Regions from separate parts of the Homo sapiens genome. Here region 2 is linked to region 1. A link is a contact called in ENCODE Hi-C or POLR2A ChIA-PET data. All regions are on one chromosome and are shown on one strand. The core of a region is the stretch at or near the end of the contact, and the rest is flanking DNA. Distances in the headings are between cores, read along the strand shown.

What was found. A loop is a pair of places that touch in the nucleus more often than their neighbours do. ChIA-PET counts read pairs that join two places held with the same protein, here RNA polymerase II (POLR2A). Pooled maps may share reads with other maps.
Region 2: a map of CD8-positive, alpha-beta T cell shows a loop between it and region 1 (14-fold over the local background). The contact joins the enhancer-like site here to the promoter of CD96 in region 1. A Hi-C loop is called at or near these places in 3 of 168 maps with a recorded cell type or tissue (CD8-positive, alpha-beta T cell, naive thymus-derived CD4-positive, alpha-beta T cell and natural killer cell), 1 of 37 single-sample maps with no recorded cell type and 10 of 50 pooled maps. POLR2A ChIA-PET finds 5 or more read pairs at or near these places in 1 of 52 experiments (T-cell).

The regions. Positions count from the first base shown.
Region 1 is chr3:111,540,487-111,544,505 of GRCh38, forward strand. CD96 (CD96 molecule) reads left to right here and starts at 1,711. Exons shown (of 14, transcript NM_005816.5): 1 at 1,711-1,823. The coding sequence starts at 1,763. LOC105374039 (a long non-coding RNA gene) reads left to right here. Exons shown (of 3, transcript XR_001740846.1): 3 at 1,449-1,517.
Region 2 is chr3:114,221,999-114,225,654 of GRCh38, forward strand. No RefSeq gene overlaps it. Among named protein-coding and RNA genes, the nearest start is that of ZNF80, 14 kb to the right of the region's middle. Within about 2 kb of position 1,298, at least 6 of the 41 ENCODE cell types and tissues checked have a DNase peak (open chromatin) inside an H3K27ac peak, as active enhancers do; they include CD8-positive, alpha-beta T cell and natural killer cell, where a contact is called at or near this core.

The DNA of each region.
Region 1 (4,019 bases), core at 461-2,960:
GATCTTCATAGTGCATCTCCAGGACTATTTTTGCTGCTATGCTTCATAAAACTTTGATTTACTAGAATTTCCAGGGGCAATGGGAAGAGATGAAGCTACCCAGAGCAGTTATGTCTCTTCCTGACCTTCTATAAAGGACTTTGAGTTCCCAGGCCTTCCCTGGAAAATCACTGTCAGTACTACCTGACCCAATATCCCCAGTGACCTGAAACTCATGGGAAGTTGGGAAGGGGTGATAATAAAGGTTTGGGGAGCACTGGACTAGGCAAGCAGTAACTACATCTAAATTCTGCAAGAAATCATTAGCTGAGGAATACTGAATAAGTATGGCAATTATCATGGCAAGTATTTGCAGTGGTGGTATAGGGGGTGATCTGGACGTCCAGGAAGACAGTCGCCCTTGTTTATTTACATGAAAACCTCTCTTCTCCCATCTAAATTTAATCTCCTGAATGGCAAAAGCATTTCCTTCTGTCTTAGCATCGTCCATATTCACCACGAGTCCTTGCATAGGAGAGATTGGTGTATACATGATGACAACCTGACGAAAATTATCTCCACCTCACCTGAAAAGAATTCCCATCTCAGGATTACAACTGGCCTTTTCATTTGTCTTTGGTCTTGCTAGGTGGTACGTATATTCTAGTAATGAGATTAGGGTCACAGGATATTTTAATCATTCATACGGTTGTATGAAGACACACATGTTTATTTGTAGTTATTCTTTGTCCATCAAACTTACAGTAGTCCTCAGTCTAATGCTTGTTTTCTTAATGTTGGAGGGTGATGACAGCCTATTTTATCTCAGGCTGAAAAACTAATACAATTAAATCAGAGAATCATAGCAGGGAACAGTCATCGTGTTCTACGAATAGCCAGACATTTTTACCAAGGGGTCACTTTCCTGAAACCTGTTTGCGGTTCTCTGTAAATAGAAGTAACTAGGCAGATGTAATAAGCCTAATAGCTCACTGAGGTGGGAATTCTCTGCCTTTGGATTCTGATTGTTACTGCCTTGCTTTGGCTTAGGCATGGATAAACTCTTCTGTGGTGAACAAAAATGGCCTCCAGCCAACCTGGTGGGAGACTTCCCTATCTGACCTCCAACCTTCCCTCGTCTTCCCAGACGAGGGGTAGAAAAGTAGCCCTCACTCCTCCACTCCCAGGAAATGTGCATTTCCCTGCAAGAGGAGAGACAATAAAATTTGGTTTGATAGCTGACACTATTCCCTGTTACTTTTCAGATTTTATTAAAATTAAATGTGTTAATTCTTTGTTCTTTCACCCCAGGGCAATTCTGGAAAGAAAACATATCTTAAGATTGAACAGAAAAACTATTATGAAAAACACCAAGCTCACATTTGTTAAATGACTTTGTGCTCTTGAAAAAAATGTATAAAAAGCACATTGCCAACTGCTCTGCGTGATATCCTTTGTTTGGATTTTAGACGCAGCTTGACTGACACAGAGATCCTGAATAAGAGACTCTTTGGATACTGAAAAGTCTCTTAAATAAGGTGATACACAAATTTCAGAGAACAATTTCAACATTGTTCTGTCGAACGTTATACTCAGTCCTGAACCACATTACTTTCCTGTCTACGTTTCATTTCCTGGGGGCTTGCCAAGTGATAAACAGACCCAGGCGTGTGTGGTAGAGTTCGGGTTTTTTAGCACGAAGTGGGTGGCTGGAGTTTGCTTGAAAACATCAATTGACTTTGTGATCATTACAGAAATGCTGGTGTAAGGTGTTCAGAAGACAATGGAGAAAAAATGGAAATACTGTGCTGTCTATTACATCATCCAGATACATTTTGTCAAGGGTAAGACTTCCAGTTGTCCCTTCTTGTCGGATGGGCCGCTTTAGGGGCGGATGGGGCCTCTGTTCATTTAAAATGCCTTGTGACTGCTGCTGAAATTGATCACCAAAGGACAAATCATTACTAAGGGTTTCAGTTATGTATTTAAGCGGCAGGTATAAGAGAGATGCTAGAATCTAGAAATGATTACTAATGAACACTAAAAATAAGAAGGGAATGGGTCATTTGTGCCACTGCTCTGAGGCATTTTCACCCATTTCCTTTCTAACAGGATCTCTGGAGTAATTGGCAAATTGTGTTTCTTGGAAATGAAATGCTCTCCAAATGGTAGCCAAAACAACTGCGGAAAAATTAAAAATTACAAAGCCATCAACGCTCAGAGATCCTTGTTTAACTTTTTTCTCTCTCAAGTACTCTCTTTCTTTTGGATATAACAAGTATTTCTCATCCAAATACTAAGGTCTTTGGGAGTTGAAAACACGTTGAATTTTAATGAGGCATGTGTAGGTATGAACCTGGGAGACAAAGTGGAATCCTTATGACAGTGGGAACGAGAGCCTAATGGGCCTATTTAAAAAGAGAAGGAAGCAAGATTAGTTCTGTATTCCACAGTATGAGAGTATCATAGTAAGCCTGAGTGTCTTAAGAATTAACTGTGCTTTTCAGACATAGCTATGAAAATATTAAGGAGAATTTCTAAATCAAAAGAGATTTGGAATATAATGCTGTAGATAGGATCAGAGCCATATTTTCAGGCAAAGGATAGCTCACAGGAAGTTACATTAAACTGTACTAACCTCTGCCTACCAAACTTTTGCATCCACAGAAGTATGATAATTCCCATTTGTCAAGTACTTTTACTTTTAAGAGGCTTGTTTCTTCTCAGTTGCTTGTCATCTTTTTATCTTTTCCTTTTGTGAGCTTCAGTGGTACTTGTCACAATAATATATATCATTTCTGTAACAGGATTCCATGTTAATTCTAAAACTGAGGCCAACACTATTGAAGGCATGTCACAGTCTCAATGCTTAACACATTTTAAGTGTCCTGTATCACTCAGTCAGACTGCTGATGGGAAAGAGACTCTACTTATGTCTAGTATTTCAGACCATCGATTAGAGGTGATACTAAGTGGAACCTCTACCTAAGGTTAGATGAGGTCCTTTCAATCCTTGTATATTGAAAGTGAAATTTCTTACTCTAATCAACTAGACTGAATTTGGGAGACAGTTTGGAAGTTATGTGGAAGGAAAATAAAATAAAATAAGTAATAATAAAGTTTAAAATAATAAGCATAACATAGGTAATAGTTAACATTAAGTATAGGTTACTTAGAAGTTATATGTAGGCTAAGAAATTTAAGTAGCCCCTCCCAGCATTGCTAACAAGTTGCAGCTGTGAGCTTATCTCAACCTTCCAAGCTTCTTGCCTGCCCCCAGACCCCCACATATTTCTGTAACTCCTGTTTTACCTTACCCCATCTCTGTCTAGCTTCAAGATTGACTGGTTAAGATAACTAAATTGTAAGTTTTCTCAGAATTGTCACGGGTTAAATAATTTACTGTCTTTGCCTGAAACCTGTATCCTGCCTTGTTTTCCCACCTCAAACGACATATAAGCAAGCCTGCTTTCTTTGTCAGAGTCAGCAGCCATTTTGGGCATGAGTCTGCTGTGGGCCTGGATGCCTGAATTAAATAAAGTTCTCTTTGGTCTCTAAAGGTCTCTTTGTCTTCCTTGGCTGGAGTTTTACTGTTATACTTATGAGGGTTATAGAAAGACCACAGACTCTGGGCAACTGAATTCATTCTTTTACTGGAGGTGTGACTTTTTTTGTTTTGTTTCGTTTTTCGTTTTTTTGAGATGGAGTCTCACTCTGTTGCCAGGCTGGAGTGCAGTGGCATGATTTCGGCTCACTGTAATCTCCGCCTCCCAGGTTCAAGCGATTCTCCTGCTTCAGCCTCCCAAGTAGCTGGGACTACAGGCGTGCACCACCACGCCCAGCTAATTTTTGTATTTTTAGTAGAGACGGGGTTTTGCCGTGTTGGCCAGGATGGTCTGGTTCTCTTGACCTCATGATCTGCCCACCTCAGCCTCCCAAAGTGCTGGGATTACAGGCGTGAGCCACTGCGCCAGGCCTGGAGGTGTGACTTTGAGCATACTGTTTCATCTCTCTGTGGCCCAGTTTCTTCCTCATAAAAA
Region 2 (3,656 bases), core at 48-2,547, 2.7 Mb after region 1:
GTCTGAGAGCAGCCTTCCCTCATGTTAGCTTAGATGGCAGCTATGCCAGTTTGCTCTTGAGATCAATCACAGCTCTAAGAATTCAGGTGCAGACACACATGCATTGTCACTATCCAAGATGCTTCAGAGCATCTTGGCCACATCCAAGATGCTTCAGAGCATCTTGGCCACATCCAAGATGCTATGGCCTCAGTCATGACAGATAGCTTCACCTCCCACATATTTCTGTTCCCCTCACCTTTGCCCTCTGCTCCCTGCCCCTAAGCTCTCATGGGAGACTTGCTTATATCTGATACCTAAGATATCTTTGCCTTTCCAAGCCAGTGCCTGCTCTCCCATGGATGGTGTTTTTATGTTGCTTTTCTGATTGGCTAGCTCCAAAACATTCTGCATGACCCCATTCAACTATAATGTGCTCTGTAATGCCTTTCTAGAGCCTTCTATGCAGAATTGATTACCTTTAACTTGGTCCCTCCTAACACTGTTCATACTTATCTCTCTTATTTTCTTTTACCATTTATTTATTGTCTATACTTATTTCTCTTACTGTAGTTTGTTATATAGGTGACCAGCAGTCCTCAAACTTTAGTGGTCATAAGAATTTAAAAGCAGCAGAATCAATAAGAATCTATTAAACACCTATGATATGCAGGCCCAGGATTGAGAAAACAGTGTACTACTATTCCACCTAGGATTGGGAAAATAGTGGAATACTATTCCACCTAGGATTGGGAAAATAGTGGACTACAATTCCACCTAGAATTGGAAAAATAGTGGGCTACTATTCCACCTAGGATTGGGAAAATAGTGGGCTACTAAGTGGACTGGGTCTCAGCATCTTATGTTATTGTGTCTCCTCCCCAAGATGAGCTCTCTGATCTGCTATCTCTACCATGGAGGCTGGGAATCTTCATGAATTATTAATAATAACCCTGCATGATTCTGATTCAGGTGGTTACAGACACATTCTTTGGGTAATGGTGTAGTAGATTCACAGCCTGTATTAATATAATAAATATCATTTATAAAATGCTGTGGTATATATTTGAATCCAAGTGCTTTGAGCCTAGTGTATGAGAACTAGTCAGCTAGCTAGTGAGTTAAGCTAATTGATCACCTAGGACCCTCATTTCAGTAATAGCTGTGGCTCTCTATTAATCTTTGAATAAATGGTGTAGCAGTTCCTAAACCAGTATGCGGGGCAACTCAATGCTACAGGATGTTAATAGGTAAGCCACAGACAAAGTTAAACCTAAATATGTTTTCTTAATGTAGCATTTGTCAGAGCTTACAAAAAGCTATGCACATTGTGACTTTCCATGAGGAAATGATTATAGTCATTTCCTGTTCCGTGAAGTGTGTATGAAGCATATAGGCCCTGAACAAAAAGGCCTGAGCTCAAACCGACTTTGGTATTTGTTAGCTACCTACTTAGGCCAGGATTTTCCTTTCTGAGTTTCAGGTTTCTGTTCTCATTTCTTATTAATACTGGCTCTGTCTAAGTCACAGGACTGTAGTGAGAATAAGATGACTTAAATATATGTAATAAGTGCTTTATAAATTGTAGAGTTCTGAGCAGACATTAGTTTTGCAATACATGGGAAAATGTGCTAGGTGCTGTAATTGCAGAATAAAGAAAGTACTACTGGGAAATAGAGGAAGGGGAAATAAATTAATTTTGACTATGATAATTAATTTATAACTAGCAGTTGAATGAAATGCCAAAAGCAAACAAACATACACAGGTGTTCAGGATTGTTTTTCTGACACCATTTGCTATTCATTTGTGTGTTGCTAACTGTAAGCAGGAACATGGGTGTAACTGGAGATCTGTGAATGTCAATCTTCAAGAGAAGGAACTGCCAAGGAGGACTTTGATATGGTCAAAGAATTTTATTTTGGATTTCAAATATCTCATTATAATTATACCTTAATATACAATATTGAGATATATTCAATTCTAAGCCCAAGAAAATCATAACATGTGGAAAGAGCTTCATAGAGTTATACAATAACTTTGTAGAATTTTAACATTCCCCAGAGGATGCATGAGATTATGCAATTTTTTATGTGAGTTATCATTTCAGAATAGTCTATTTGTTCAATTGATAGTCTTTTGGCAGTTCTCTTTCTCTCTGTAGTAAGGTTTCGTTGATTAGAGGAGTTAGAAAAAGTCTCTCAAATTTTGTAAGAAACACTACATTTATATCATACATTTATGTATTCATTAAAAAACTCTAGAACTATTTGTTGAGTACCTACTGCATATAAAGCATAGTACTAAGCACTAGGAAGTCAGTACTCCATAAAATAGGCCCTGACCTGACCCTCATGTAGACATAGTCTAGTGGAAGCAAGCACATGATGATAATATAATGTGACAAGCTTTACATTGGAGTGTATACAGAGTGCAATGGAGCATATAGAGGGGTAACTATTTACATTTTATGTGATTGGTAAAAGCAGCCTACAACTTCGGTTTGTAGCCCTAGAAGTAGGGATGAGGAGTTCCTTGGAAGAGTCCATTTGCTGATCATGGACAAATAAGAAAGGAAGCGCAAAGCCAGTAAATAAGGAAAGCGAGAGAGGCAATTAGAGGCAAAAACATAGGGACTGGCTCCTGGGTGAATTGACTCACTCTTCCTGGGAATGATCCTTTAGCCTGGTGTCACTAAAAGCTGGACATCAGTTTGCTAAGTTGTGACATCTTAAGGGTGCTGCCCAGGGTCTAATTGTCACAGATGAGAAATGACCTGGCCCTGGGACGAGGTCTCCAAGAAGACTCAGCAAGTCTATGCCTAGTCTCCCAAAGGCCTACAGGTCACTCTTTGGGGCTTGTACTGATGGATTCAGCTTCATACAACAGAAACCACTCTAGCTAATTTAAGCAGAACAGGATTTATTAGCAAACATTAAGTGGCTACAGAATTATCTGAGGGGCTGGAAGAGCTGGCTCTAGGGTGAGCATCCAGGAACTCCTAGCCTTCAGAGATATACAGCCTCATCCATAATCAGAAAAGTTACATTTCTGCTGCAGGAGATCACTGAGTTAGAAACTGCTGACTACAGAACATGCTGCTTCTGCCTCAGTTCATGTCAGATATGAGCTCTATGTTTCCTTCCTCTTAATTCAGTTTTGAATTCAAGTCTCTTTTGAGCATACTGGAGAGTCTTTTGGAATCCTAGCTGCAAGGGAGTCTGGGAAACATAGTCTTGGATTTCCTGGCCTCTTCAGCACAGGAAAACATGAGAATGAGGTTATAATAAATTCAAAGCAAGCCAATCATAGTATCTGCAACAGGACCATATCCTTTCTAGATTCTAACCAGATTTGAAGCCCAAAAAACATACTTAACTGCCACTCTTTTAGTTAATATGCTGAGAGGCTTGGGGAAGGAATATTGGATCCTGCTGGCCCCTGAGGGTTGGTGACTTGGGGGAATTTGGTTACTTTTTCAAAGGTTGTGGAAGCTGGAGAAGGACAGCCATGGTGTGCACGAGGATGTGATGGGAAGGGTCAGGCAGAGAGTATGAGGAGTACAGTGGGAGATGTGAGAAGCGTAATGGGCGTACAGAGTTCAGACAAGCAGCTGAGTTTCAGTGTCCAGAGAAAGCAATTGACGTTTCAAGAGCAGGAACTCAGGAATGGCCACCTG